2 separate regions of the Homo sapiens genome follow, and region 1 is linked to region 2. Evidence: chromatin loops called from intact Hi-C (ENCODE). Cell type or tissue: heart right ventricle. All regions are shown on one strand. Links, peaks and the distances in the headings refer to the core of each region. The heading gives the core; the rest is flanking DNA. Region 1 overlaps NRG3 (neuregulin 3). Region 2 overlaps NRG3 (neuregulin 3).

Evidence for each region. Peaks named below come from ENCODE experiments on the same cell type or tissue, not always from the same donor. Only the 100,000 strongest peaks of a DNase experiment are listed, where the experiment ranks them.
Region 1: it touches region 2 in a loop (2.3-fold over the local background); 14 of 110 quality-filtered maps call a loop at or near these places.

Annotation. Positions count from the first base shown.
Region 1 is chr10:82,796,646-82,812,724 of GRCh38, forward strand. All of the region lies in intron 3 of NRG3 (neuregulin 3), which reads left to right. Among named protein-coding and RNA genes, the nearest start is that of NRG3-AS1, 570 kb to the left of the region's middle. RefSeq lists a silencer at 13,767-13,955. In heart right ventricle, for the core only: no CTCF peak of the experiment used is centred there; no DNase peak of the experiment used is centred there.
Region 2 is chr10:82,946,426-82,962,504 of GRCh38, forward strand. NRG3 (neuregulin 3) reads left to right here. Exons shown (of 9, transcript NM_001010848.4): 5 at 5,044-5,146; 6 at 12,524-12,650. Among named protein-coding and RNA genes, the nearest start is that of NRG3-AS1, 720 kb to the left of the region's middle. RefSeq lists enhancers at 9,217-10,416, 14,025-14,546, 15,276-15,917. In heart right ventricle, for the core only: no CTCF peak of the experiment used is centred there; no DNase peak of the experiment used is centred there; H3K27me3 peaks cover 297 bases.

The sequences.
Region 1 (16,079 bases), core at 4,370-12,369, 150 kb before region 2:
AAAATTATTTTCTCATTTATTATTTTGCAAAAATGACAGGAGAGGGAGCCCTAGAGCCATAATGCTAGAAAACTATCCTGACCCTTCCTCTTTCCTAAAAGTACAAAGAAACTCCAAAGAAGAAAAGAGGAGAAAGATGAGGAGGAGGAGGAAGAGAGGAGAGGAATAGGGGTAAAAATAAATCTTGGTCAACTCTTATACAAACTTATTATAAATTCTTACAGGGAAGGAGAATGAAAACAGAATGATGCAGACAAGGAAATTATGCCATAAAGCTAGTCCCAAAACAAATGAAAACTACAACCTAATATTTTTTAAAAATAGCTAAAATAAGAAGCTATGAAAAAAAGATGTATACCAGAATTAGAAAAACTCTGAAAAGAGGCAATTAGAAAAATTAAGATCTAAAAAGAGAAGTAACAGGACAAATTTAGAAATGAAAATGAACCTTTTTACAATCAGTCTTCATTTTTACTCCATTGCGTTCGACACTGTTGTTCTGAAAGTCTTTCCTGCTCTGGACTCTGGAAGATGTTAGTCCTTCTAATTCTCCTGCAGCTACTGCTTCCTGCTCTAATTCATGGCTCTTCATCACTGCCATAGAAATGGGACGTTTCCTATGGCTCTCTCTGGGCCACATCTTTCAGTTAACTTGGCCCAGTGGCTGCAACAACTTTTAAAGTTTATAAATAACTTTAAATATGGCTGCATTTCAAATAAACCCCTCACTTCTTGACCTGCTCCATACTTGACTATCCAGGTGCCTTTGGGATGTCTCACTGGCATTTCAGGTGGGTCATGTCCAAAGTCACCTACTCAGTGCTTAAATCTACCTCTCATATACAATTTCATAATTTGGAAAACAATGTTTTTTTTCTGTCACTCAGATTCAAAACTCCAGAAGCATCCATCACTGCTTTCTTCTTTGTCATGTTCATTATATCAAATGTCCTTGTTTGCTCATGTCTGCCCCCAAAGTACCTCGAATCTGTTCTCTCCTTTAACTCTTCACTGCCACTCCCTCAACACCACTCTCTACTTGCAATAAATAACTGTTTTTTGCCTTCTCTGACTTCATTTTGTCTCATCTGCTAGTGATGTTGTCAAACTGATCTCAATTGGTAGATCGGAGTTGTCTTCTAGGGGAGTTTATGAATGTAAACAAAACTGTGAATGTGGCCTCCTGAAGTTGCATATTTGACCTGGCTCTGTCTTCTTCAGGGCAACAGATTCTCAACCTGGTTTTGTTGTTAGTACAGTTGAAAGAATTAATTTTAAGAAAAACAAGTCAGAAGAAATTACAGTGCAGTAACTAGTAAAATAATCATGACTACATTAAAATATTTTTAAATACCCTTAAAATGGTTCAAGGTATTATCCTCTAGAAGTGTATTGCTATTTATTGCCTTTTCAATACTCTTTTGTATACCTGAGGCAATGTCTTTGAGAACCTACTTGAAAAAAAGTGTAACACTGTTTTCCTCTTACTCACAGTACCTTGTACCCTGATATTTGTAACATCACAAAACCCACAGAGTTAGGGGCTGACCAAATATACACAGTAAGTTATAGTATTGGGTAAATGAAACAATCCTGCAACAAAAGATTCTTCAGTTCCAATACAGAAGAATAAAGGAAACACAATTTAATTTTGAGAAAGCATTACCAGGTTGACATGTATATAAGGTGGCACACAAGAAACTATAAACTCTGGACAGAATCTTACACAAATCTATACAGCAGTCAAAGAAAGAACAATAGAAACTTCTCTTATCTCCTTGAGAGATAAATAGATGAGCCCTGTCATCTGCTCTATAGTTGTGAGATAGCACAGAGCTAATTTGTAGGTTTACAGTTCCAAGGGGAAGAAGGCCAGAAAACTGAATCAAAAGGACTATCTTGTTTGGGGGTTTATTAAGTTTACAAGGAAACACCCCAAAGGAAAAAAGCGTGAGTATGAAGCCACTTCTCTCCTCAAAGAAAATTTTATAATTTATTTTTACAGTTGCAACTACAATCACTTGTAAAGACAAATCCCAGATTCCTTAGAAACTAGAAGCATAGTAATGAAGAGTTCTCGAAACATCTGCAAGCTACTGTGTATAAATGGAAAATCACTGGGCTATAGAGAGACGGTCAGATTTTTTGTGTGTGGAATTTTTAATGCATTTTGTAATCTCACATCAACTTGATTTTTACTCACATTTCCCACTCCTACATCCTTATCTCGGACCCCTTGGGATATAGAGAAGGACTGGCTGGGCTGGAGTCAGTTGGAATGCAGACAGTGGTAGGTCACACAGAGGCTCTGCAGGTGACTGGGAGATACTCAAGGTTCATAGGATAATTGGATGTCAGTCATTCTGATAGTGGAATTCAATGATATAGAAGAGGATTATTTAGACAATATGTAGTCAAGCAGTCTGCCAATAATTTATTGAGTACCTGCTATATGCCAGGGGCTAGATAATTTCCAAGAACAGAGTATATCAGCATGATAGAGTTCTAACAAAAGATGCTGAGACTTATTGGTGCGGCTGTATATCTGGAGAAGAGCTCCGGTGTCTAGAAAATGAGAGAGGTAAAGAGATTTTACCCTAGGCTGGGTGCGGTGGCTCACACCTGTAATCCTAGCACTTTGAGAGGCCAAGGCGGGCGGATCACCGAAGTCAGGAGTTCAAACCAGCCTGGCCAATGCGGTGAAACCCCATCTCTACTAAAAATACAAAAACTAGCTGGGCATGTTGGCTTGTACCAGTAATCCCAGCTACTCAGGAGGCTGAGGCAGGAGAGTCACTTGAACCGGGGAGTCAGAGGTTGCAGTGAGGTGAGATTGCGCCATTGCACTCCAGCCTGGGTGACAAGAGCGAAATTCCGTCTCAAAAAAAAAAAAAAAAGACATTTCAGTCTAACGTAAAGGAAATCTCTCTAGAAACTGGAGTATTATGTAAGAGATGGTCTTTTGAGAAATACAGGCAGAAGCCATGTAGCATTTGTTGACAACACTGATGGGGGATTCGTGCACCAGGCCCAATGGTGAACTCTAGAATCTCTAGGTCTCTAGGGTTCCTTCTAATTCAAGAAGCCAAGTGAGACACTGTAGCAGACAGTGTCTCCAGGCAGGGTACTGAGCAAAGAGGATAGTGAAAAGGGCAGTGAAACATCGGCCTTTTTCACTGGCAACTTCAAGACTCACTGCCTACAATGTAAGTATTCCTCGTATTCCCTAACAACAGTTCAACTGGAAGAGTGGTTTCTGTGAATCCCTTTGACTTTTTATCTTGCCTTGGTCCTGGCTCCATGGAGGTCCACTGTCCAAGAATAGAAGAGCTGGACCCGCCATGATACACCCTTCGTCATGTTGGCCATGTCTGGATAGGTCCCTTGACTTCAGTGTCTTTCTTAAGGTTCCTGCCTTTGGTTCTCTTTGCTTCCTCTTTGGATTTATAGCCGGTTTCTGACTCTCTTGTGCTTGAATCTTATTTCTCGGTTTTCTGTCTCTATCGCCTTCTAGACTATTACTTGTGATTTAAAAAACTATATTTGCTAGCTATCTGAAAATCAAGTTAACATTAGCAAAATGTTTTAGCAATGCTCTGGGTTTCTACATCTTTACTTTTCTGCGGAAGGTGAGAGACATCTTACATTTGGTTAGGATATTTCTTAGTTTCCCTTGTGATTTTTGGTTTTAACAAATGAGCAAGCCCCAGGGTGATTATTATAACAATTATTTTTACCTACGGGCAAGAAAGGGAAACATATTCAACCACTAACATTGACTTAGCTTTATTTTTAAGCATCCCAATCATTAGCACCATTCATTCATTTAACAAATATTGAACTCTGTTTTACAGTAATTTACTGTGCTGAATGTTATAGGGAATGAGAGTGTGCATATTACATGTTAATGATATTGCCTAGCATTTAGTAGGTGCTTAATTAATGTTAGTACATTTGGCTGTTGATGATGACAAAAATGATGAAAGTGGCATACATAGTATTAATGAAGTCTATTTTCTGTATTATAATATTTGGAAGTTATAGGAGATTAGCAAACAAGCTGCAAAGTACCAAATAAGATATATTAAAGCAAGAGTTCAGTCTCAAATGCTAGTGAAGGAGGCATTTCTAAATGTGACTAGGAGTCTCCCAATTTGAATTTTCACTTCCCTTAAGGTGACCTGAGCAGAATCCAAATCCTTTGACTTGATGTGGGTGGACAGCTGGTGCACAGAGGAGCTAGGGGCACAATTGAGCTGGAAAGGCTGTTAACTGAAGTATCCTAAGACTGCCTAATTAAGGGGAAGAGATCTGGGGAGCTGGAAGGTGGGAAAGAATTGAATTCTTCTTTATCAAAGGGCAAAGGCAAGGTTATGAAAGTAAATGAGTATTGTGTTCAGATAGAGAAATAGTGGTATAGTGAATGCAGCAAAGATACTTCAAATGACTGAGTCCTGGGAAAAGGAGCATGTGATGGAACATGCCTATTAGGCAGACTAGTGTGTTCCGCTAGAGAAAAGTTGCACTTCGAAGATGTGGCCACTGTCTGGAGGTACATATTTTAAACCACTGTATCCATATCAGTCCAACCACCATGTTTAATCTCAGGAATCTGGAGAGATTTATCCATGGTATCGGGATCAGTAAGCACTGGAAATTAAGAGCGTAAGACTGAAGTAACTATGAAAACTTATAGTTGAAGTGGTCACTCCATCAGCTTCCTTATGTGTTGGCAAGATAGTGTTAGAAAAACATCTTTCTTTTTCTTTCTGTCTTCAAAAAATGAGCTGACACATTCCATCTGGAATGTGTCATTAAGGCCAGTAGCAGATTGCCAAGCCCTCCAACAATGAATTACAGCCATCAAGCTGTGGCATTGGAGAAGTAAGGGTTAATCATTGTGTCATTGGTATCCACAGAGTTCATAATTTTGGACTTTGTGCAAATGGAAAATTGTAATCTTCAGCTGCCTTTTGCCAGGCTACAGAATGGCAGCAGAGTCCAATGTGATAGACATATTAGTGGTAAAAAGCCTGTTTACCTGGTGCAAACAGGGCTTATCTTTCAAGACACTATTTGAAGAGTACGCAGAATTTCTTGGGAGAGGAATATTCTGGAGGATGGATATATTCACTTGCCCCTGTGGCATTTGTTTTCTCCTTGTAATGTCTGTGTGATGTGATGGTAAATTCAGAATATCTGTTCCAATAGACACATTCAATGTAACACTCAACATGATCCATTGCTATCCCATGCTTTGCTTTCTTCGGGTTCCTTTAAATTACCAAAGTCTCTTGTATGTGAGCTGCTTTGACCAGTTTTCATTTTAGGAATGAGAGGAAAGCATCTCTTACCAAAAAAGTAGGAAAATTCCACCATTAGTTACCCATTTAATTTGTTTCAAATAGCATGTGAAAAACAGCAGTCATCTAGGTAAAAGAATGGGCTGAATCCACTAGAGGTGCGTAGTATGAGTTTTTTAACCAAATTCCTTTACTCTAATACTTTTGTGAGATCAGATATAGTTAAAGAATGTTTGATTGGGTGCTAGGAAAGTGAGAGAAAACAGAGCTCATTCACGACAGAGAGAGGAGGCCCTGGTGTGTTGCCACAAATGAGTAGCATCTTGGATAAATGCAAATGTCTGGAAGTCAGGGGAGAGTGGATATTAGCAGAAAATGAATGTGCAAAAGGGTTTGAAATATTTCAAACTTTATAAATCAGCTTGAGGCTACTCTGCATGATCTAACTTTTTTGAAAACAAACATGCTGATCAAGGGGGTCAAATTGGTGAGCTCAGGTTTAATGGACTAAAACTGAGAAACTAAAAATTACAGCAACTGCCAAGAACCTTGCATATCCTTATCAGTTTATGATATTTACTCAGATATATTGATTTCAAGACAAAAATATATCTTTCAAATTGTGTCTACATAAAATATCAGGGTTAATGTAGAAGAACAGGACAACCCATGGAGTAGTACTATTTACCAGGCCCTTTATTTTTATTTTTTTTAAATTTTTTGAGACAAGATCTCGCTCTGTCACCCAGGCTGGAGTGCAGTGGCCTGATCACGGCTCACTGAAGCTTTGATCTCCTGGGCTCCAACCATCTGCCCCACTCAGCCTCCTAAGTAGCTGGGACTACAGGCACGCACCACCAAGCCCAGCTAATTTTCGGTTTTTGATTATTTTTGTTTTGTTTTTATGGTAGGGACAAGGCTTTGCCATTTTGCCCAGGCTGGTCTCAAAATCCTGGGCTCAAATGATTCACCTGTCTTGGCTCCCAGAGTGTTGGGATTACAGATGTAAACATCGCACCCAGCCTCCCTAGGTTCCTTATTTTGTGATTGTGTTGAATGTTTACTACAATCCTCTGAACTAACACAAAGATTTTATGATGTAGAAAATTCTGGTTTAAAGAGTATCAAAGAAACCGTCTGAGGCTATGTGAATCTTAAGGGAGGAATTTTGCATTCAGAACTCTGTGAGGACTCCAGACCCCTATACTTCCTGTAGATGATCCTCCCCTCCAGTAAAGGCACCTGTGTTGAATGAGTGCAGACCATTCAAGGGATTCGGTTGTAGTATGACAGGGGCAGTAGAAAACTTTATCTGTGGATGTGAGAGTCGGTTTAGAAGTTTATTTTGGAAATGTGTGGTCAATATTCTTTTAAATTGCCTGTAAATGTTTCTGCGCTTATTTGTGTGGGACTCTAAATGACAGAATAGATAGGGAAATCTAGTTACCCATCTATCTCCTAATAAATCATTGAAGACAATTGCATCAACAGAAGTATGTGTATTTCATCTTTGCTGAAGGGCACATTTAAAAAAATGTTAGTTCAATAATCTCATTTGTAAATCTCAGAAATCTTGTGATGTATAATTTTTCACCTTAAAGAGTTTCTTTTTCTTTCATTCATTCATTTTTTTGACTTTATGAGAGAATCAGAATCTCTTTGACATCATTTGCAGAACATTGCAGATGAATAAAAGGGTGGTGATTGAGTTATTCCGGTGTTGAGGAAAGAGTGTGGGCTTTCAAGTCAGACATGCCCATGATGAAGCGTAAATATGTATTTTGAGTTATAAAATGAAGACAACAATACTTCTCACAGGATCGTGGGGAAAATTAAATGAGATAATGGCTACAAAAAATATTTAGCTCAATAATTTGAACACACGAAGTAGTCCCTCCTTATCCATGGCTTCACTTTACGGTTTTAGTTCCCCAAGGTCAACCATAGTCCAAAAATATTAAGTGGACAGTTCCAGGCATAAACAATTTATAAGTTTTAAATTGTGTACTGTTCTGAATACTGTGATGAAATTTCACACCATTATGCTTTGTCCCTTTGTCCAGCACATCCGCGCCATCCGTGCTCCCAGCCCACCAGTCACTTAGTAGCTGTTTCACTTATCAGATCAACCATCACAGTGGCACTGTGCTAGTGTCCAAGTAACCCTTGTTTTACTTAATGGCCCCAAAGTGCAAGAGTGGTGATGCTGTCAATTTGCACCCGCCAAAGAGAAACTGCAAAGTGCTTCCTTTAAGTGAAAAGGTGAAACTTCTGGACTTAATAAGGAAAGAAAAAATTATATGCTGACATTGCTAAGATCTATGGTAAGAATGAATCTTCTAAGTGAAATTCTGAAGAAGGCAAAAGAAATTCATGCTAATTTTGCTGTCACACATCAAGCTGCAAAGGTTTTGGCTACAATGCATGATAAGGGCTTAATTAAGATGGAAAAGGCATTGCATTTGTGGGTGGAAGACATGAACAGAAATGTATTTCGAACGACAGCAATCAGGTTCAGTACTGTTCGTGGTTTCTGGCATCCACAGGGGGTCGAGGATAAAAGGGGGCCACTATAGTAAGTGCTCAATAAATGCTAGCCACAAAATCATTATCATTCTTATTGCTATAATCACACATGAGAAAATCAATTATCTTCTTCAGGCCTTGGATTCCAATCTTGTAAAGTGAGGTTTAAATGAGAATGCATATGTGAAGCATTTGCCTTACAACACAAAGCCTTAATAAGTGCCAGTGACTCTTCTCCATCCGTTTTCATCCAGACACCACTTTCTTGCCAACTAACTGCCCTTTGCTAGGCTTGAGAATGCAGACGGTCAAAATTGACGCTATTTTCAGAGCCACAGAATTTCAACATAGCCTATCTGGGAAGGTACACATTCTCAAATTTACCTTCCCTGACTACAGAAGTTACCAAATGTGGAAACTTTGATCCATACTTTATCTAATTAGATACCAATTAGCTTTCTGCTATAAGAAATGTACTACTGGGGTTAGTACTACTGGGGGTTAGAGCATCCCAAGTATATTGAAGCCAATCATGTAATTTTCATCAGCTTTTCTTAGAACTCATTTTTAGTCAGTGCTATTCAAATGTATTATGCACACAAATCCCCTGATGAACCTGTGACAAATGAAGGTTTTGTTTCACAAGGTTGGGGAAGAGGCTGGAGGTTCTGAATTTCTAAGGTCTCAGTTGATGGCAATGCTGCAAGACCATCCCTTTGAGTGGTTAGAGTCTTGGGTCCTTGCTAATATTGTGGTAGGTAATGAGCCCTCACCCTAGTTAGACTGCAGCTTTCACCAGCAGATACCATCGGACATTCCTTTGATCGTATATCTTCCACTATCAGCTTTGTGTCTCATTTTTTCAGCATACTTTCATTTAAACGTGAATGCACTTAGAGTAAAACCACTCACTGCTCCTCAAATAATTCCCTTTAATCTTGTCTCTGCGTCTTTTGTCCCTGTGTCTTTCTTTTATTTATTTATTTATATTTTTCTTTTTAGTACCCTTCCCCTTTGTCAGCTTTGCAAAATCCTTCCAGACCCTGTTTAAATCTTTCCTCCTCCGTTTAGAAACTGGCTTGAAGGGGAGAGGTGTCATTGCCAGATCTTGAGGCCCTGGGAGGAAATCTGCTGGAAGGTGGGGAGGTGTATGGAGGATGGAAGCAGACACATGAGTTAAGAGGCTGATGTATTAGAGCATGAAAGAGGTGACGTGGTCTTGAATCTGGGATGATCTCCAAGGAGATGTTCCTGATGAGCTTATGACTTGGGCAAATTGGCTAAGCAACCTGAGCCTCTGGGCCTTTGTAAAATTGCAGAGATGGTCCTATAGTCTCTAAATTATCTTTCAGATTAAATATTCTGAATTTGGTGGGCTGTAAGCAAATGTGCACAGGCCTGTTCCAAAGACTTCTTAGTTTGGATCAGTACATTTTAGTATGTCACTTCTATTGCTAAAAATCTTTATTTTCAAATTTTTCTGTCAAAGGTTTTTCTGAAACATCAACTGAGAATGAGGGGAAAATGTTGCTTTAGGAGATTTTATCTAATCTTATTAATAGCAAATTGTATAGAGATTTCTTATGAACATTTAAGAAATAGAATTCATTCATCCTAATCTACTGCTAGAGAAGCATTTGTTTATAGAGAGACTGGGTCCTTTCATATCAGAAAGCAAGTGACACCTCAGGGAAACATCAGCTATGGCTTTAAGCAGATGTGAGTGTCAACAAGGTTTGAGTTCCTCATGTGCCTTATTGACACTTCCTGTTATAAATATGACTTATAGGTCTTTTCAACAATGACAATGACAATTGAGGCCTGAAATTATGCCCGATTGTCTGAATACTTAGATAAGACGGCATTATTTTCTATATATTTTATTTGTGATCAAGTTCTGTGATTGCCTTTCTACTTAGTTTTTGCTGTTTTTATAAAAATATATACTAAAGACAAAAATCCTGACCTCATTCACACATCACGTATTAGTAGAGCATGTATGAGGTATTGGGTAATGAGCTAGGCTTCTACTCACGGACCTACAATTAATGTGAGAAGTGAAGCTAAAGACCCAACCTGATGATTAGTTGAGACTTTTCAAGTATTTCTCTCTAGAAAAGGCATTGATTTGAGGATGTTGTTTCACATTTCTGAGATGCATCTAGGAGTTGTCATGTACCATTAGTATATAAATCCGGAGTGGCTAATCAGGAGGGAAAAAGAGAATAATTTAGGAGTGACAACCAGATACGTAGAGAAGATGATGTAGATGACAGTCTGATGGGGGTACTGGAATTAGTGCATAGTACTTAGGTAAGTCTCATGTGTTCCTCTGCAGTTTGGATCATAAGGTTGTCTGATAGAGCCTGTTGTAGACATCAGATAGGCACCATCTGCATGTAACCCTTCCTATTTCTATTTGTCCTACCTGCAAATCATTTTATTTTTGAAGCACATCTACTCATTGTCTACATAGACTTTAAAGACTCACACTATATTTTATTTCAACTGTTTCCTGCTTTCATGTGATGGAATTACAGCTTTCCACACATTGTTTGCTGCCAAGACCCTAATTGGTTATTGGACATAAATGTCCTGGGAGAAAGTCACCATCCCAACATGAGTTTTAGCCTCTTGCTTTTCCAAATGTTTGCAATATCTTTCCAACAATTTCTTTCCCTCTAATCATGTTCTGCTTCTAAATGAGACATCTGTCAAAGTACATAAAAAGACAAATGTTATAAAAGTGAAATGATATCTAATTTTTGACTTATTTAGGGGGCATCTTGACTTACATGTTTTCATTACACTTGAAATATAATAATTACTGCATGTTCAATAACATCAATTTGAGCAAGTAAACTTGCAAGGACTCAATAAGGGGAACTGACAGTCATGAATACCTACTTTGTGTCTGGGGATTTGCTAACATTATTTCATTACCTTGCAACGGGGTGTGTGGAGTGTTGCTACTCATGTCCACCTATGTAAAGTTCAGAGGCCTCCATGAGTCCAGAATACATAATTACATGAATCAGAGTTAGGATGTGAACACACATCCATAGGACTACAATGTAATTTCCTTTCTTGTTGGAATTTAAAGTGTGATCCAAGGCCAGCAACATCAGCATCATCTGGGAGCTTGTTAGATACACAGAATCTCAAGTGCCACCCCAAAGCAAACTGCTTCAGAATCTTTGTTTTATTAATAATAAGCTCCCTTGATGAATCCTATGCACATTCAAGAGTGAGAAATACTGATTTATACATCATGCCTCCAAAGCAAGCTTCTTTTTCCCTTTTTCCCTGTTTCCTGTCTTCTCTTATATGGCTGCAAAGACAGTCATATGGCATACTTTTTAAATAAATTTATTTCATTTATTTTTTCACAAAACACATCTAATTTTCTTTGAAACAGTCCAGGGACTCACAGTACTATTCCTTGTTTACAAATCCTTTTTCTTTCTTTACCTAAATAGTCTCCTCTCACAGACAATTTCTTTCCTTCTTCATCTTTCTCAATAACTGCAAAAATTTTCTCCAATAAATTGACTCCCATTATCGTAAGGGGGTAGATGTATCTGGTGTTACCCTTTCTGTGTTGTGAATGAGGAACATTTATGGTTAATTCGTAGGTTCTTCACTTATTTTCATCTCATTTTTCATGTATCTTGAATAATTGCTCTCATAAATGCCCCTCAAACATAATTTCTACACACGTAGTAAAAAAAAAAAAGCACAGTAGTCAAGTCGCTATTTTGAATAAGCACCTTAGAGTTTCTCCTTTCATTTTGTTTATAGCTTATAAATACAGTTTCTACTTACACTGTGTATCACACAGTTAAATCTGAATGATACATTGAGATCATTTTACTAAATGTTCCAGAAAATAAATATTCAAATTCATTTAAATTCAATAAAGGAGTCGACTCATTTCATTTTACTATTACAAATTACTTATAATTTTTGGTGATCAGTGACATTATGTAATTAAACACACACATTTTTCTTTTAATTTTGAGATATTTTTATGATAATATAAATGTGTGAGATCTTTCATAGATGATTATATATGTGATTAACTTTTTTAGATAGCCTTAGAATGAAAAAAATCTCTCCAATTAAACTGTTATTTTTTAGAAATACTTCATTAGCTTTTTCTGCAATGACAAAACTTTTACCTATTTATGATTAATAGAATTACCCATGCTTCATGTTTTAAATCAAACCCGGAATTTAGACAACTAAAGTAATCTCAAAATTATGAATTTATTCCTTATACAGCTACTTATTTATTGTTTTTTCACCTGTCCTGGGATAAGATGATAAAACAATATATGGCTCCTGCCATAATATTATGATTAAACCCACATATAAACACTAAAATTACGTGAATTTTTACTAAAATTGCATGAATTACATGTATTGGGGTCAGTGCTACAGTGTTGTCTGTTCACAGTAGAGGTGCTATTTGGCTTGAGCCTTGAGGAATAATGGCAGATCAATGGGTTTAGTACTGAAGGCAAAGAAATGAGGAATGCTGGCATATGCTGTAGCAGTGACTGAGAGGAGGCGATGGTGGGATATGAAGTTGGACAAGAGGGTCAAGGCCAGTTCAAGACAACACATGCACCATGCAAAGAAGGGAACAGCCATGAGAAGCCATTAAAGAGCCCCATCCCATATTATCCAATATATATTTAGTACTCGCCATTTGCCAATGATTGTGCTAGTGACTGTGTATGCAATTCAGTTGTGTATGTAAAGGAGAAAAAAAATGATGAGTCTCAGGGCATATTAAACAAAGTAGAAGATATGGGATTTGAACCAAAGATCCACTGTTTTCAACACTCATTCTTCTTCTTTATAATCATAAAATATATCATTTATACAAAAAATATATATTATATTTATAAAATGTGAAAAAAACAACATTAGTATTCCCATGTACCCCATTTAAAAAATGTGAACATAATAACACCATTGAGACAAGTCCTGTGCTCCTCTGAGATGTAAATTATCTTCCTTAGCATTCCTAAGTTTGTAACTATGTCCCCATAATATATTATATCTTATCATACAGAAACGTATTTAAATAGTTTTAACACATAATGTATATTTTGGTGATTTTTAAGAAATTCAACCTTATGTTTGTGAGATTTGTCCCTGTTAACGTGGCTGTAGAGAATTTACTTTCAGGGTTCATTTGTGTTTCAACCTCATTTCTTGTTTCTAGATTTTTGCTTTACTATCAATGACACTAGAGAATTTTTATGTAAGAAATATTCATCTTTAATTCTGCAAGAGATAATCCTAAGTAGTTTTCCAGGTTTTTTTCAGTGATTTACACCCCCATTCTCACAATCTGCTTTCCATGACCTTGTCAATAAAACTTCATTATTTTTTTTAAATTTAAGATAATCTACTGGGTTGTAAAGGCATTTCAATAATCCAATTTCTACACAGGTTTTTTTTTTTCTTATAACTTGTTGATTTTTATATTTCTGCTCTTGTGAAAGCCAACTCCTGATTTGAAAGTTGCTTTTTCTTATTGATATATATAGGATAGGTATTTTTTACATATTCTGGATACTAATTCCTTTGGCAATTATGTGTCTTGTAAATTACCTCCCAGTTTATGGCTTGCCCTATGATTTTGACAGGCAGAGGTTCTTAATTGTAGTACAGTTAAAGATATCAGCCCATCCTAATTCTTTGTGTGCTTCATGTCTTGTTTAAAAGTAGCCCTACCCTAAGGTTATGGATATGTATTGGTCTATTTCCTTTGAAAAGTTTTAAAGATCTGGTTTTTATACTTAAGTATAAAATCCATTTGGGATTGACAGTTGTGAATGATTTAGCAGTGGATCTCCAATGCTGTTTTTTTCTATGTGAATGTTTTTGAAGAGTTTTAGGCTGAGATGTTGCACTAGGTTCATTTTTGCTTAAAATGGACTGGATTAGTATGTGACTAAAGACAAACAGATCAGTAAAGAAGTGACTGAAGGCCAGGCACTGTGGCTCACGCCTGTAATCCCAGCACTTTGGGAGGCCGAGGCAGGTGGATCACCTGATGTCAGGAGTTTGAGACCAGCCTGGCCAACGTGGTGAAACCCCGTCTCTACTAAAAATACAAAAATTAGCCAGGCGTGCTGGTGGGTGCCTGTAATCCCAGCAACTCGGGAGGCGGAGGCAGGAGAATCACTTGAACCCGGGAGACGGAAGTTGTGGTGAGCCAAGATCGCACCACTGCACTCCAGCCTAAAAAAAAAAAAAAAAAAAAGAAGAAGCGACTGCAATAGTCCAAGCCAGTGATGCTGAGGGTGTGAACTAGGTCGCTGGTAATAGGAAGAATAGGGAGACATACAAGATATTAATACTTAAAAGCCACTAAAAACAGGATTTGTTATCTAATTTTAATGGGTATGTCATACATTTTTCTCTTTAAATTCTTATGAATTTTCAGAATAAAATATACTACTGCCCTACTATGGAGAGGTGTCCTTGTGTGTCCTTTACTTGCAGTGTTCTTCCTTTAGTCATTTGCAGGGCCCCTTCCTTCACTTCCTTCAAATCTCCACTGAAATTCACTTTTTCACTGGGGGCTCCTTTGAGCCTCCTTTGCAAAATAGCCATATCTGTCTCCCAAGCATATATACATACAAACGCCTGGCAATGAATGCCTGCCTAGCTCTTTACCATGATATGTATTGCTTCATATGACTTATAACCATCTTCACATGATTTGTTTTGTAATGTTTATATTTTCACTAGATAACAAACTCTATGAAGGAAGAAGCTTCACCTGTTTGTTCACTGCCATATCACCAGAGCCTACTTCTGTATCCATTAAATATTCGTTGAATAAACAAAAGGGCAGAAAGAACTTGTATGTCAATGATGTGCGTTCCCTTTTTAGAAAGGGAGGCTTGTGGCGACCTTCTAAAGTTTTTGGAATTTTAACCAGCTTTTGTTTCTCCTGCAATGGTGAAATTCTGGGGAGATATCAGTGACCCATTTGGCTTAGAGCTACCTTCCTATTAGATTCTATTGTAACACTTGTGGAACAGGTGAAAAGTAAAGGTGACAGGCAGTAGGAACCATTGGGAATACACCAATTTGGGCTGCACATGCCGAGGTTAGTCCATTCATCATCTTTATTCCACATTGACAGTAAAAGCAATGATCTCTAAATTAATTAGATCCTTAGAGATAAAGCAAAATAAAACTGTGAACATTAATAGGCCCGTATTTCAACACCTGCCTGGACTGAGGCAAGCTCTTCCTGTTCAATTGCTTTCCTTCCCTGCCATGGAGCTGCATTCACCAGCAGTCCTCCAGGGGGCAGGCTTTGAAATTTTCAGAGTTGGATTGCCCAGTCTGTCTTAATCCATACTTCAGGGAAGAAACCATGATAGTTGACTGAATAAACATGTAAAACACCTTGTAGACTGGATCCTACAATCTTTGGTCACACCAGAGCTTGGCAAGCATGTTGTCTTCAAGCCACACTTTAGAGACAGAAACTTAAAGAGATGTCAGCTGGCTTCAGTGTTGGTATGAAGCCTGATAGCTCAGCTGAGTTAAATGACTCCCAACAACCAAATACATGGCTCTTCTAGACCAGGGTTTCTCAAATGTTAATATGTATATAATTATGTGGAGATCTTGTTGAAATGTAGGTTCCAGTTCGCTATGTCTGTGTGGGAATCTAAGATCCTCTATTTCTCCCAGTCTCCTCTCAGTTGATGCTGATATTCCTAGTCCCTGAATCATCCTTTGAGAAGCAAGGCACCTAGATTTCTGGTCAAAATGCTGAAAATTAACAACCCAAATTTAAAGATATGTGGTTTGTTTTGCTTTTTTGTTTTGTTTTTCTTTGAGGCAAATTACTAGAACCAACCAACCAATGAAGGTTCTTCGGCTCAAGAACAAAAAGTCTACTTTGAAATTTACATTTTGACATGAAGCAAAATAAAATGTTAAGCCTAGTTATTTTTCATTTAATCCTAGGTGAGATAAAAAATAATACTGCTTCTATTAAACTGACATAATTATAGTAAAATGTGGGTGAAATAAAAATAAGATCTTTATTGTATATGGAAAATGTAGAATCAACACTGCTAAAAACCACATCAATAAAACAAAAAATGAATTTAAAAAGCACACTCAGGATGCAAAAGCAACCTCTCAGGAGATAAAAATTAGCATAAGAGTTATGAATGAAACAAAACTCAGGACCATAGAAAT
Region 2 (16,079 bases), core at 4,698-12,697:
CTGCTCGGGAGGCTGAGGCAGGAAAATCGCTTGAACCCAAGACAGGGATGTTGCAGTGAGCTGAGACCATACCACTGCACTCCAGGCTGGTGACAGAGCAGGACTCTGCCTCAAAAAAAAAAAGCCAGCAGAAGAATAAAGCAAACAGCATGTTTCAAGACTCTAAGGACTGAAATGGTAGACATAACAGAAAAAAAGGAGAGTGGTTGATATGGGTGAGCAGTGTCATATCAGGCAGGTCTTTCAGACCATACTAAGAATTTTAGGTATTATAAGTCAAATAGGAACCTAATAACACAGTAAAAATAGAATATACACACATATTCATTCATATACATGCATATATATGATTTAATTTATATATTAAAAGGTTTATATTGCCTGCTACATGGAGAATGGTTTATGGGAGTATAATCATAAAAGAAGACTAAAAGATAAAAAGCTATGTATTATTTTATATTCTGCATATTCGACATATTCTTTGCATATTCTTTGTATTCTTTTGTACCCTAGGATTAATATTTTTGCAGCTATAGTTGACATAAGATAAGCCACCTGTTTATAATGTATCACTAGATACATTTTTGACATAAGTATTCACCAGTGAAACCACCACTGTAATTGAGACGATTAACATGTCTGTAACTCCCAAAAGTTTCCCCACATCAATTTGTAATCTCTCCTATCAGTCCCTACTCCTGTCCCCAGGTATCTACATACATGTTTTATGTTATTATAGTTTCCATTGTCTAGAATTTTGAATAAGTGGAATTATACAACATGTACCCTGTTTGCTGTCTGATTTATTGCACTCAGCATATTTATTCTGATATTCTTCCATATTGTAGTTTCTATCAATAGTTCATTTCTTTTTACTGCTGAGTACTATTTCATTATATAGAAATGTAATAATTTGATTATCCATTTACCTGTTGATGGATCCTTGGGTTATTTCCAGTTTGGGGGGCTATTAAAAATAAAGTTTCTATGAACATTGGGTACCCAGTGAAATTGAACTTTCAATAGTTGTTGGTAATGGAATGGCGAGATCATAAAGTAGGTATATTTTTAATTTTCTGTGAAGCTACTATTGGAAATGGCTATATAATTTTACCTTTCCATCAGAAGTACATGAGAGTTCTAGTTGTTCACATCCTTTTCACATTTGGTATGGTAAGTCTTTAATCTCACCTATTCTAGCGGGGGTGCCATATATCTCATTATAATTTAATTTGCAATTTAATAATAATGAACAATGTTGGGTATCTTTTTAGGTACTTATTTGTCATCCAGATATCTTTGGGGAAGTGTCTATTCAACTATGTTTTGCTCACATTTAAATTGGTTTGCTTATCTTATTATTGAGAAGTCATTCTTATAAATTAAAGATACAAGTCCATTGTTGAATACATATTTTGCAATTTTTTCAGACTGTATCTTGCCTTTTGATTTTCATAATGGTGTCTTTGAAGAGCAAATGTTAATGTTGATAGATAAAGTCCATTTTATTGATTTTGAAATATTTTCTAGTTTGTAGCTTTTATATTTTAGTTAAGAAATCTTTGCCAAATCCATGGCACTAAGATTTTTTCCTATGTTTTCTTCTAATTTTGTAGTTTAAACTTTACATTTACATCTATCATCCTTTTTGAGTGTATATATGTATAGAGTATGAGATTAGGATCCAGGTTCATTTTTGTGGATATGGCTATATATACTATTGATGCAATGTCATTTTTTGAAAATATTCTTTCACCATTGAATTATGTTGGCATCTTTGTCAAAACCAATTGGCCACATAAGTTTCGAATATTATATTTCAGAACGCTTTTATCTGTTGCAATTATTTATTTGTCTATAATTAGGCCAATACCATATGCCTTGATTACTACAGCTTTATAAGAAATCTTGAAATAAAGTCATGAGATTCCACAACTTTGTTCTCTTGGCTACAGGAACGTTGTTTTGGCTACTGTAGATCTTTTGTATTTCCATAAAACATTTAGAATTGGCTTGTCAACTTCTGTGACAAGAACAACAAAAACAAAAATGCTTCCTGAGATTTTAATAGCATTGCAATCAATCTGTCTATCATCTTGGGGAGAATTGACATCTTAATAATATCAAGCCTTCTAATCCATAAACATGTTATATCTATTTATTTAGATCTTCTTTTAAGCTTTTCAATGTACAAGACTTGTGTGCCTTTTGTTAAATTGATCTCTATGTATTTTACATGCTTTGATGCTATTGTAAATGACATTTTTGTTTCAATTTTTCTTTGTTGCTGTAAAATGATGTACATTTATTTTTGTATCTCTCTCCTATAACCTTGTATCCTGAAATTTTCCTAAGCTTACTTGATAATTATACTAGGTCTTCTGTAGATTCCATCAGCTTTTCTGTATAAATTGTCATGTTGTTTGCAAACAAAGACAACTTTTCTTCTACTTTCCCCAGCTGAATGATTTTTATTCCTATTTTTTCTTGTTACATTAACTAAACCTCTGGTACAGTGTTGACCAGAAGGTATGAGAGTGGATATTCTTGCTTTATTCCTGATCTTAGGGAAAAAAACATTCTTTCACAGCTAGATATAGATTTTTTATAGCTACTCTTTATTAGGTTGAGGAAGTGCCTTCTATTTCTAGGTTTTGAGAGTTTTAATCAAGAATGAATATTAAGTTTGGCTATGTTTTTGCCTCTGATCTAGTTGTTAAATTATCTGCTTAGATGTAAAAATGGTGAATCACATTGATTAATTTTAAAATATTAAACCAACCTTGCATTTTTGTGTATAAACCTTACTTAGTCATGATGCACTATACTTTTTATATATTGTTGTATTTTATTTCCTAAAATTTATTAAGATTTTTGCATCTGTGGCAATGAGGGCTATTTATCTGTAATTTTTGGTTAGGTCTTCGTCTTTTTCGGAATCATGATAATACTGGCATCATAAAATGAATTTGAATCGATTGTTTTTCTTTAATTTTCAGTGATGAGAAGCCCCCGAGATGATAGGAAACAATGAACACCAAAGGAATTATTATTTTATTTAAAAAATAGTGCTTGCTATAATTGAATAATGTTCTAATTTTAGTATGCATGAGAAATACCTGAAAATTTTACTTAAATAGAGATCCTGGCTGGGTGTGGTGGCTCACACCTGTAATCCCAGCACTTTGGGAGGCCGAGGCAGGCAGATCAGCTGAGGTCAGGAGTTCGAGACCAGTCTGGCCAACACAGTGAAACCTCATCTCTACTAAAAGTACAAAAAGTAGCTAAGCATGGTGGCAGGTGCCTATAGTCCTAGCTACTTGGGAGGCTGAAGCAGGAGGATCACGTGAACCCAGGAGGAAGAGGTTGCAGTAAGCTGGGATCACGCCACTGCACTCCAGCCTGGGTGACAGAGCAAGACTCTATATCAAAAACAAAAACAAAACCAAAAAAAAAACCAAAAAGATCCTGATTTAGAAAGAAGGAAACCATAACTAGTATTAACAAAGAAAAACATATCTCCTCAGGTGATTTTTTATGTAGATGATTCATGTTTTGAGAACTCTTAGTCTGCTCAAAAGTTCTCAAAGTGTGTTTCTCAGACCAGTAGCATCAGAATCACCTGGGAACTTTTTAAAAATGCCGACATTCTGTACTCACTCCAGATCTACTAAATCAGTAACTCTGGGGAAAGAAGTAGGTGCAGTCTGTTTTTTATTAGGCTCCAAGGTGACTCCAGTGCATTACAATTTGAGAACTATTGTTCTATGTTAATGACACAGAGAGAGAATGTATATAGATGCAATTAATTTTGTATATTTTTAGAATATATATGTGTTAAATAGTGGGAAATTTCCTCTAAATTGGCTGCTTGTTTCTTATGACCTGTATAGAAGGTCTGAGAGTGAGAGAGGGAAAGTTGTGTCAGGTGTGTGAGTAGTGTGGAGACGATATGGCTGATCATTAGGGAAACAGGAAGGCAGGCTGATGACATTGTTAGTGACCATTAGATGACTACTTAAGCTCTGTGATTGCTGTTCTTTATTGGTGTCCATTTGCCCAGTGGTACAGTTTTCTTCCCCCATTCTGAGCTGCCCACAGTAGAGGTATGGAGAAGGCAGTTTCTTGGATTTGTGTCCATTTATTTTGCCAAATAGGTAGAAGGGAAGACAAAAGGGATAAAGTAAATAGAGTATTTGCAAGAGAGTAAATGACTGTAGTCATGGACCATGGTCACTGTCCTATATAAACAGAAAGATGAAGACAAGACGAGGATAATTAACAGAGAAACTGCTGGGTTCTACGGATACAAAGTCTTGATGAGATGGAAGAATTGTTTAGGTAGATACAGGTTAAGAAAGGACCTAGGAGTATAAATGGTAGTGGCTACAGAGTGAAATGTTTGTTTTTGAATTATTGTCATTTTCGTGATAAGCTACAAGGTATGACCTTGGTAATAGAGGCTGAGTTCTACTGTGCCAAATCATTGGTATTGAGAAGGACAGAGACTGGGTGAATAAAATACTTACGTGCCTATTGATTTTTTCTTCATGAGTGATGTCAATCATAGTGATAGTAGGAAGAATGGGAGGCTGACAGCCAAGGACTAAATCAGAATCAGAAAACACAGGGGCATCAGCACCACAGAAGGTAAATTAGAAGGCATCACTGCCACAGGAAAGCTCAGAAGCACCTGAGTTTGTTTCTCTAGCTGATTAATTTGGGCCTTACCACAATTTCACAGGCTTATGTCCCCAGTAAATCCTAAAGTCATAGAATGTCTTTTGATGATAAATCTGTAATCGCAATATCTGAGTATGAGTTCTGATGTAGCCATGCAGATACAAATAATAGCAACCAGTTATCCTGTAGAACTTTGCAAAGTAATTGAATCATAATAAGTTCCTTGTTTTTTCCCTATTTATGACAGAAACCAAAAAGTTGGCTTTGAAAGACTCCTACCAGCTCAGAAGTACATGGATGAAGATAGTTGCTGATGCACCCCGCTAGCATCCATTCTAATTTTGTTTTTCAAATTCACAGAGAGTGAAGAAGTTTATCAAAGGCAGGTGCTGTCAATTTCATGTATCATCTTTGGAATTGTCATCGTGGGCATGTTCTGTGCAGCATTCTACTTCAAAAGCAAGTAAGACTATTTCTCTCAAGTGTTTAAAGGTTACTTTTAGAGAAAGCGCTTTGTGTTACTTTAAGTTCTCAGTCTGTGTGCCACACAGAGGGAACCTGTGGAAATGGGTCTAGCAACAATCTGCAAGTGACTTAGGACATTTTTGTAAATTGTGGTGAGTGTGTACAGGCATGTACATGCATGTATGTGATGTGTATGTGCACACATGTGTGCGCGGTTTATCTACGATGCACATAATGATCATTCCTCTCAGTGACCACGAACATTCTATGTTCTTTGCACTGATTCACCACTTGCTGGTATTAAGGGCTTGGTGTCTGCCTGTCACTAAAGGCTAACTCTTCTGAACAAAGGGGCCACTGCTATGAACCTGCACATTATCAACCATTATCTATCTATTTCTGAAAAAACAATTCAGTTTTTCATAAAGATTTTAGGCAAATGTGGAATATGAATACTAAAAAATATACTTCAGTTTACCAGTTGGTATGCACATGTTGAATATGCCCTAAAGTTACCTTGCTGAGAAACTAGACCTTCTTCAGATAAAGGTGTTTATGTTTGACTAGAAATAGATGTAGGCCAGGTGCAGTGGCTCAGCCTGTAATCCCAGCACGTTGAGGGGCCGAGGCAAGTGGATCACCTGAGGTCAGGAGTTCAAGACCAGCCTGACCAATATGGTGAAACCCCATCTCTAGGAAAAATACAAAAATTAGTTGGGCATGGTGGCGTGCCACTGTAGTCCCACCTACTTGGGAGGCTGAGACAGGAGAATTGCTTGAACCTGGGAGGTGGAAGTTGCAGTGAGCCCAGATCACACTGCTACACTGCAGCCTCGGGGACAGAGTTGTCTCAAAAAAAAAAAAAAAGTAGATATAAACGTCTCTCTCTCTCTCTCTCTGTGTGTGTGTGTGTGTGTGTGTGTGTGTGTGTGTGTGTGTGTGTGTGTATTTTTCCAAATGAACTCTGGTAGACGTATTTCATTTATTAAAATGATATAATCTGCACTTAAGAAATGCAGATAAAAATATTAGCCCCTTGGTTTCTCATGTCTTAAGAATTTTGCACAGATTTGGTTCCTACAGCTTGTCTGAAATTCAAGCCAATGTGTAATTGCTTTTCAGTGGACCTATAATTTTTTACCAATTTGCTCTTCTAACATGGGATTAATTTCCAGGTATAGTTTGTGATACCTGTCTGCATGTTATCTGTGTTGATTCTCAAAGAAAACTGTGATTATGATTTTTTAAAATAACAGAAACTTGAGCATCAATTCAGAATTAGTAACTATTATCTTCCTAATAAACTATTTCAGAATGTTTTTTAGATATTTAGAACTGTTGCAAAAATAGAACAGACAGTTTCTATATACCTTAGACCAAAGTTCCTCCATTATTAATGCCTTACATTAGCATGGTACATTTGTCACAATTAATGGAACAATATTGATATAGTATTACTAACTAAAGTCTGTATTTTCAGATTTCCTTAGTATTTTACCTAAGGCCCTTTTGTTAATGCCAGGGCCCCATCCTTACCATATGATATTAGCTGTTACATCTCCTAGGCAACTCTTGGCTGTGGCAGTTGTAACTATCAATTTCTGAACACTTACTCTTTGCCAGGCACACTGGGCTTCTTATGTGTTAGCTTCCAATCACCACAGAAATCAGAGTTGTGCATTATTACTGCATTTTTCAAATAATACCAGAATTTATTTTAAAATGTTTATTTTTCAAAGTCATAAAGAAGAAAATGACAGATAGGTTCTTTAATTTTAGGAGTTCTAGTTTAAATCACATGCTCTAAACCTCTATACCATACTGGTTCACATAGTCCTTCTGCTAGATGGTGGAGCTGCGCAGAGCGAGTTAGGAGTTACTCTCTTTTGTGCAGCCCATAGCACTTTATGTTCTCCAAGAATGCCATCTGGCATAATGGTCAGGGTTGTACACTAGTGAGTCATACTTGGATTCAAATCTTCAGGCTGTCATTTACTTGTTATATTTGATTAGGCAAATTATATCGTGTCTCTTAGCCTTGGTTCCCTTTGTGGTAAAATATGAACAAGTATAATATCTACCTTATAGAATTTTGTTAAGGATTAAATGCAATCATGGCCAGACGCGGTGACTCATGCCTGTAATCCCAGCACTTTGGGAGGCTGAGGCAGGAAGATCACTTGAGACCAGCCTGGCCAACATGGTGAAATTCCATCTCTACTAAAAATACAAAAATGAGCCAGGCATGGTGGTGAGCACCTGTAATCTCAGCTACTCGGGAGGCTGAGGCACAAGAATGGCTTGAGCCTGGGAGGTGGAGGTTGCAGTGAGCCAAGATCGCACGACTGCACTCCAACCTAGGCAACAGAGTGAGATTCAGTCTCAAAAAAAAAAAAACAATGCAATCACAGTGTAAAGGGCATAGCAAAGTGTTTAAAAGAGTAAATACCCAATGGAGGCTTGCTGTCGTTAACACCCATGGTTTTCCACACTAGAACTTGGAGGCTGGGTAGCTATAAAGTTAAGAGCCTCCCCTGGAGCACGAGAGTGGTAATCACACCCAGCAGGGTGGTAGTTAGAAGTGTCTCCCTGCTAGAGCTTTGTACAAGAAAGAAATTCCTTACTTAACAATAACCAAATTACAATAAAGAAGCAGTTAATCACTTATTTTTACAGTATAATGTGTAGTTGTACCACATTTAAATGAAAGACAGATCATGGTAATTATGAAAGCAAACAGCTGGATTACCAGGGGACTTCCATCTTTGGGGCTGTCAATGTCTCACTCTGGACAGCAAGAGGGCTCTGAGATCAACATCTCCTCCTGGGACTCAGTGAGGAGTCAAAGTGTTTAATGAAAACAATCTTCAACATCAGATTCATTAGGGTAGGCTCAGAGGACTGCACAGAAGCTAGAGCACCAAGCGGGACATTGTTATCTTTCTGTCTACCAGCCTGGGACACAGTTTTATTTAAAAAATGAATCAATTAATAACTAAAGGCAAAAATGATAAAATGATGATACAAATGGAAGTATTTTCCACCTGAAATTGGATTAGCTATATGTTCCTCATTAGAGGCCTAGGGTGCATTTCCTTCTTCTAGTACCATTTTCAGGCTTGGTCTCCCTTTTTTTTCTTTGCTTGAGAGAAATGCCACCACCTTACCAAGCACCTAATTTATATTGCTAAAAGCAATATAGATTGTCATAAAACCCTGGCACAAGTTGTGTGTGTGTGTGTGTGTGTGTGTGTGTGAATTCGTGGATTTCCTTTTCCAAAACCTTGGGGAGAACAGAATATCCAAACTCTACCTTGACCTTCCCTTACTTTCACTCATAAAGGAAAGTAGTTTATATGCATATACATTTTTTACTTTAGCTTAGAAGCCCCAAGTCTTCCAGGATTCTAAGGCCTCTCTATCACTGGTATTCAAATAAGTTCACTTGAACCTCCATTCGATACACTGGGATGTATAGTTTCTGCCCAGAGGGAGCTGAGACTTAGCTCAAAGCTCTCTTGATCATTTATGTTCTACTTCCCATAATCACTTAGACCTTGCCTTTATGATTCTTTTTCCATTCCCTCGTCACCTTTGGCATGGCATGACTTCATCAGAAGGAATATTACAGCAAATTCTGTGTCTGAGGAAAGATGGAAGGTAGGTAACATGATAAGGAATAAGTAAGAAACACCTTGAATTTAGAGGATTTTTTGATGGAGTTAACTGAACCCATAGCAACTCTAAAAAACAGTGAAAGAAATTCTCTTCACTCCCAATAAGCTCATATATTCCTATACATAGTTAATAGAACTATTAATTGAGCCTGTCAAGTCTGGCCAGTGTGGCTCACGCAATGACTGTAAATTATTCAAGTTTTTCTCTTTATTTTTAACTTATGTAGTTAAGAATGATGGGGATGAGTGTTAGAGTTCTTAGCAGAGCTTGGAAATACAAAATATGATTCAACTCTAAAACTAGAATTGAAGTAGGAGAGGATATGTTTCAGGAGGCAGAATCTGAAACAGGTAATTATCACAAATGGGAAAAAAGAGGAGGATAAAAACTGGTATTATCAGTAAAATGTAGACACGGTAACAACCTGCCCCTAACTATAGGTCATCAACCCCTTGAAGTAAGAGATTTTAGATCCCAAAAAAAGCCTCTTAATGGCAGACACTCTGATGCACTGCTGCGTCTTCTTCAGATATGGAGGATTTAGTCGCCAAGTTTGCCAGCAAACACCGGTGAAGAGTCACCTTTCTCAATCTCATGTTCCATTCTGGTATTGTTTACCTCCAATGATGCATCGATATGAGGCTCTGAAGACCTAGACCTTTTCCCCAACTTCAGGTGCAAGACCATGCCAGCTTCAGAGCTCCCTCTGAGGTTTGCTGAGGTTTTCACTGAGACTGTATCACATTCCAACTTCTCCCCAGCCCAATTCTGCTTCCATTTCTTCCCTTTGCTTCCACAGGTGTTGATACCAAGAGCTCTCCTTAACAAAAGTCCTCTATGCTGTCTTTATCCCAGGGTCTGCCTTCCCAGGAGCCCAATCTGCAACAAGACAAATAATGCCTAACAATGGATTAATGATGTCTACTATTCTGCAACTTACATCTCATTTCTTTCTAATGCATTGGACCAGAGAAATTTAAAACTCAAATGAACTGTAAAGTTTCCACACTGACACTGTTGGGCTAATAGTATTCCCATGTGCAAGGCATGCATCTTTTCTTCCCCAGAGCAATGCCTCTCATGAGAGAGCTAATGGTATTGCAATCAGCTGCTGATTGTTTTCTCTGTTCCCATTTTCTGGGTGAAGGAAGAAAGAGCAAAAAAGTGTGTGCTTGTGAGAGAGGAGGGATGGTAGATAGGCAGAGGCAGGCTCAGAATGGAAGGACCACGTATCTTGGAATATTACTAAGTCAGGACTTGAGTGAAAAAAGACTAAAGGTAAGCAAATTATAAAAGGATTTAGGAAACGCAGTCCGGTATTGGATATTGCTTAAAGAAAATTCCCTTATAAGTTTATACTTCCAAGACTCTGAATTGGATTACTGCAAACATCATTAAGTGTTTCTAATTTAATCCCATGAGAGTAATGGAATCCTTGCTCTGAGACATGCACTCTTACTTTTTCAGGATGATTTACCAGACTAGAACCTCCTGATTTCCCCTTTTTTGTGTGTGCGAATGAACCCCTGATAAAATCTTGTGGCTGTAACATGCTCCTTAAAATGCTGATATGATAGATTTATTTTTAACAATAGGCTATAGATTAGCTGTTAGGAAGCAAATAGATTATTACAACAGGATTAAAGCAACTAAGAGTGCTAGAGATAAAAGTCTCCCAAATAATTGGAAAGATAAAAGAAATATCTTAAAAAACAGAGCTACATCACACTGATATTGTAAATTCAAAATGGGTAATGAAGCTCAAAGCCTCCAAAGCTTGCAGCAAGTGCTGGTGAATTGCTTGGGAAGATGCAACTAGTGTAATCTTTTACCTTTGGGTCAATGTTCTGATTCTTTTGCAGCTTCTGCTCACAAGACTGAGCTTGCTTGATGGTATCGGGAAAGATATGAACATTTTGCGTGTGCCTCCACATGCAGCCACCACAGTGTCCGTGGAAGATAGCTTTTATGAACTTCATTTACAGAGGAGGAAATGGAGGCTCAACAAGTTTAGGAAATTATTAGGGTAGCAAAACTAGTGGGTAGCAGAGTGGGATTCAAATCCCAGTCCCTGTGATACAATAAGCCACGCTCTGTAGGGTGCTACTGACTGGAGAAGCTCATTGCTAAGACCGGCCATGTGCTCCACTGACGGCACTATCTTTGTCAGAGACGTTGGAAGACAGGCAAAATTCAAGGGCATGATTCTACTGGGAAAGTTGTCAGAATCAAAATGGAGTCATTTGTGTTAAAAACCCTGACAAATAGAGCCGGAGAAGGACATGAAGGGAGCAGTCACGTAGGCAAATGCCTGATTACAAGAACTATCACAAAAGTCTGTGAAAACCGCAGCTTTGCATGAAGACTATTGCAGCCTTACATGCACGAAAATAGTTCTGCAAGGACATATGCCCAGCAACTTCCTGTCCACCCTTGGACTGGCACCATCCTTTCTATTGATCCTTGTAGCCAAGGATAGTGATCTCAAATCAGTTGTGTACCTAACGTTTCCTGTCTTCCTAGTGATAAAACATAGTTTCCTATATCGTGTGTATTCCCATTGCAACACTTATTTCCAAATAAATATTTTCTTTTAGAGTCTCCATGTTTGTTATTTAGGTCAACACTGCAAAGAGGTGTGCGTGTGTGTGTGTGTGTGTGTGTGTGTGTGAGTGTTGTGTTTAATGGGTACCAAGTCTATGCTAATAGATGATTTCTGTGAAGCTTCTGGGACAGAGCTGCTGCTAAGGCAGTGGTTTGTCCCATCCTTCTGGTGTAGGCACTGAGTGACCCAGACAACAGTCATTCCGCATGTGCACACAGGAGCACTTTACTTGAAGTCCAGAACCCTACAGCAGTTTCAGCCTTTTCACTCAGAAGCGGTGGGACCATGAGCACATGGCTTGGCAATTCTGAGTGGTGGTTGAAGAGTGTAAACTATGGAGGCAGGTTGGCTGGGCTGAGATCCAATCGCTGCCACTCACTGACTATGTGACGTCAAACAAATGGCTTAGCTTCTCTGTGCTTTAGTTCTCATCTACTTAATGGGTATAGCATTATGGCCTCATCACAAAGAATTATCATGAAAAATCTGTGAAATGATACATATAAAGCACTTAAAACCATGTGTGGCACATTACTGTATAACTAGCTCTTTAAGAGTTAACTATTTTTAATATCTGGGCTCTTGGTAACAATAAATGAGCTATTTCTAAATTGTAAAAGACAGAGAATATACACATTATGGTATATAGTCAAGTTGTGCAATTAAGCTAAACATATTTGAATTGTACAAATATAAATGTAACTCTACAAATATGTCATATGTACCTGCTAAGCCCAAGTCTTAATTGTTTTCCTCTAGTCACTTTCCCATAGTATTTCCAGTTCTTTGCAGCTAAAACTCAGGGTTAGAGACTTCTTGCATCTATGGGGGCCAGGGCAATGCACTAAATGTTTGTCTGCTTTTGGGGTGCCACTGAATGTGAATTCCTAGAGAATATGGATGATATCAGGTTATCACTAAACTGGAAGTATTTCTGGTGGGGTTGGAAATGAGAGAAGGGTTCTCTTCGTTAGCTGAGTTTATTTAACTTTAGCAAATAACAAATATAGACACTGGGAATGAATGAGACCCTGAAAGTAGGAGTTGAATAAAGTCATGCAAATATTTGTACACGTTTATTTATGCCTGCAGGAAACAAGCTAAACAAATCCAAGAGCAGCTGAAAGTGCCACAAAATGGTAAAAGCTACAGTCTCAAAGCATCCAGCACAATGGCAAAGTCAGAGAACTTGGTGAAGAGCCATGTCCAGCTGCAAAATGTAAGTGACATGTCTACACACCTCCTCCTATAGCCTACCTCAGTGCTTCCAGCTCAGAGGTGTTGGGAGCCTGGGATCAGACTTGTAAATATTTTTCAGAGCTTTATAGGGTTTTGCTTAAATCGTTTTAACAGTTCTGGGCTGGGACGTATGCACACATGCATGTATGTATGCATCAGATAAAAGGCAAGTTAAATTTCAGCTCTTGATTACAATCTGTAATATAAACTAATCTCTAGTAAAAATAAGAGCTTCAGTTTTTTGTCCCATGAACACTTGTTGAATCCTTAGTTTGTGCCAGAAGTTGTATGTGACACCAAGGATACAATGTCCCTTGCCATAAGGGAAGTTCTATGTAGGAAGAAACACAAAAACCCCCAGAATCAGAAGAAGTGAGTTCCGAGATAGTTGTTGTTGCAGCAGAGGTTGGACAAGAGGAAGCCAGTGGGAGGTGGATGGGGGTAGACTTGGGGGCTGCCTCACAACAGAGTCGGACTCGGACTGGGTTTGGAAGGATATGAAAAGTTCTATAGAGAGTCAAAGGGCTAAGAGCTAGAAGCCAGAACATGCAGGAAGAATAAAGCCATGGAATCCTAAAAATGCATGTTATGTTCAGAGAACTCCAAGTTAAGGGGTGTGAGAAGAATCAAAGGTGAAAGGTGGAGTTTCATAATCAATCCTTCTAATTCCAAGCCTTACAGAGATATCAGAACTTGAAGTTAAATGCAAACTCTTTGCCTCTTACACTTTTTGTAAGGCAGTTTTAACCATTACTGAGGTATATTGCAAAACACTAAATTAAAGCAAGAGAATTCTGTGTAATACATGCAGATATATTCCTCTTAGGTTAGCAATTCTTTGACCCCACACAGCATCCGCACTTTCAGAATCTGAGGCATAAAACAAAAGAACAAAGGCCATTGCATAAACCTAGCATTTGAGTATAATAGGCAATCATCCAGGACACATTCACACCCCTCCAAATGCTTCAATCACTGGAAATTTATACATCACTGGTGATTCTAAGAAATCATTACCCAAAAAGTCGCTATTATGATGTCCATAACAGATGTACTCAGATGATTTAATGCAGAATTCATAAATCAGAGTCTCTTCCCAGGCAAGTTTTGTTAAACTTCTATTCATGGCAATGTGCAGGAATTGTTCATTTCAGAAACAGAGTGAATGGTTTTGCTATTGATTTCTAATGGGTATAATCCCACCACTCTAAAACAACCACAGTGATGGAGGGCTTCATTCCTTAGCAACTGGTTATGTCAAAGATAAACAAAGCCAGACACTAGTTAAAGTGATGAGGATAGATTCTAATCAGTAACATGTTAGTGGAATAGTTGAACTGAACTTCTATTTGTACGGAAATGGCTGGATTTTTTTTTTTTTTTTTTTGAGAAAGAAAGAAGTAAAATTATATTTGTTTGTAAATGACATGATCTTCTGTGTAGAAAATGTCAGGCTTCTGAGCCCAAGCTAAGCCATCATATCCCCTGTGACCTGCACGTGCACATCCAGATGGCCGGTTCCTGCCTTTTCTGATGACATTCCACCACAAATGAAGTGAAAATGGCCTGTTCCTGCCTTAACTGATGACATTCTACCACAAAAGAAGTGAAAATGGCCGGTCCTTGCCTTAACTGGTGACATTACCTTGTGAAATTCCTTCTCCTGGCTCATCCTGGCTCAAAAAGCTCCCCCACTGAGCACCTTGTGACCCCCACCCCTGCCCACCAGAGAACAACCTGCTTTGACTGTAATTTTCCTTTACCTACCCAAACTTTATAAAACGGCCCCACCCCTATCTCCCTTCACTAACTCTCTTTTTGGACTCAGACCGCCTGCACCCAGGTGAAATAAACAGCCTTGTTGCTCACACAAAGCCTGTTTGGTGGTCTCTTCACACAGACGCAAGTGAAAGAAAATCCCAAGAGTCAACCAAAATACTGCTGGAATTAATAAACACATTCAGTGGATTTGCAGAATACAATATCAGCACCAAAAGTTAGTTGAATTTCCATACATTAACAATAAACAATTTTAAAAGAAAATTAAGAAAACACTTCCATTTGCTAGAGAACTTAATGTAAGAAACGCTTAGGTATAAACGTAATAAGGTGAAAAGTTTGTACCTTGAAATCTACAAACATTGATCAAAATGATTAAAATCAATAGACATACAACCCATATTGATGGATTGGAAAAATTAATATTGTTAAATGATGATATAACCCAAAATGTGGTTTAAATTCAACACAATACCCATAAAAATCTCTATCAGTTTTTGTTAAAGAAACAAATTAATATAAATGCATTGTCTCATTTAGTTCTAACAATTAATTTATACCCACAATGTGCAGAAAATAGAAATGGGATTTGGAGCTTGAGAAAGGTATGTCTGTCAGACAGCTAGTAAGTAGCTGAAAGACAAACCAACATCCTTATAACTCAGTGGTTCTCAACAGAAGGCAATTTGCCCACCATCCCTTGACATTTGGCAAAGTCTGAAGACACTTTGGCTATTGCATGCTGGGAGAAGAATGCTACAGGCATCTAGTGGGTAGCGGTCATTGGCGCTGATGAACATCCTTCAATGCACAATAACCTCCCTCAACAGAAGATTATCCTTCCCAAAATGTCAAAAGTGGTAAAGAAGTTCACAGTCCATGCTCAAGTTTCAAATGGGACCATGGGGAAGTTCTGAACACCAAGTTCCATCACCAAGCTTCCCACCGCAGGCATTTATTTCCACTTTACAGAGGGTGACGGGTTATTCAGGCATATTTCATCCTTGGAAAGGAAAATTTCCTACTTGCTTACCATATCAGGCAAATCTGTCTTTGTTTTATCTTGAAGCTCATGTTAACTACTTGAAATTCTTTGCAAATTGCAGTGTTTAACAAATGAATTGTCTGGCTCTGGCATTCCTTTATTAAGTTCATTAAACATTCATGGAAATGGGTTTCACTTTATAGTCATCTAACAAGATGCAAAACACCTCGTCAAGTGAAGCAACATGATACTCTGGAAACACTTGACTCCAAGGCTGCAGAACTGGAGTAGATTACCCTCCCTGAGAAGCATCTAGTCCCTACCATTGTTTTAAAAACAAATAAAGCATCTGTGAGTAAAGATGAACTCACCTCCTTTGCTGTGTCTCAAGTAAGAAAGAGCTAAGGATAGAATTATAACCTCTAGAACCTTCAAGGCAAAGGAGTGAAACTTCTCAGCCTGGTTTAGGGATCAGAAAAGAAAGTCATCAAAAGAGATCATCCGTTCTTCTCTCTTAAAATCAAGAGAAAATATTCACAATTGAAAAATGAAAGAAGAAAATTGTATACCCTTCATACCTTTTTTTTCAGTAATCATTTTAAGAAAGGTAAGTTTATGGGGGAGGTAACATTAAATGAGAAAGAA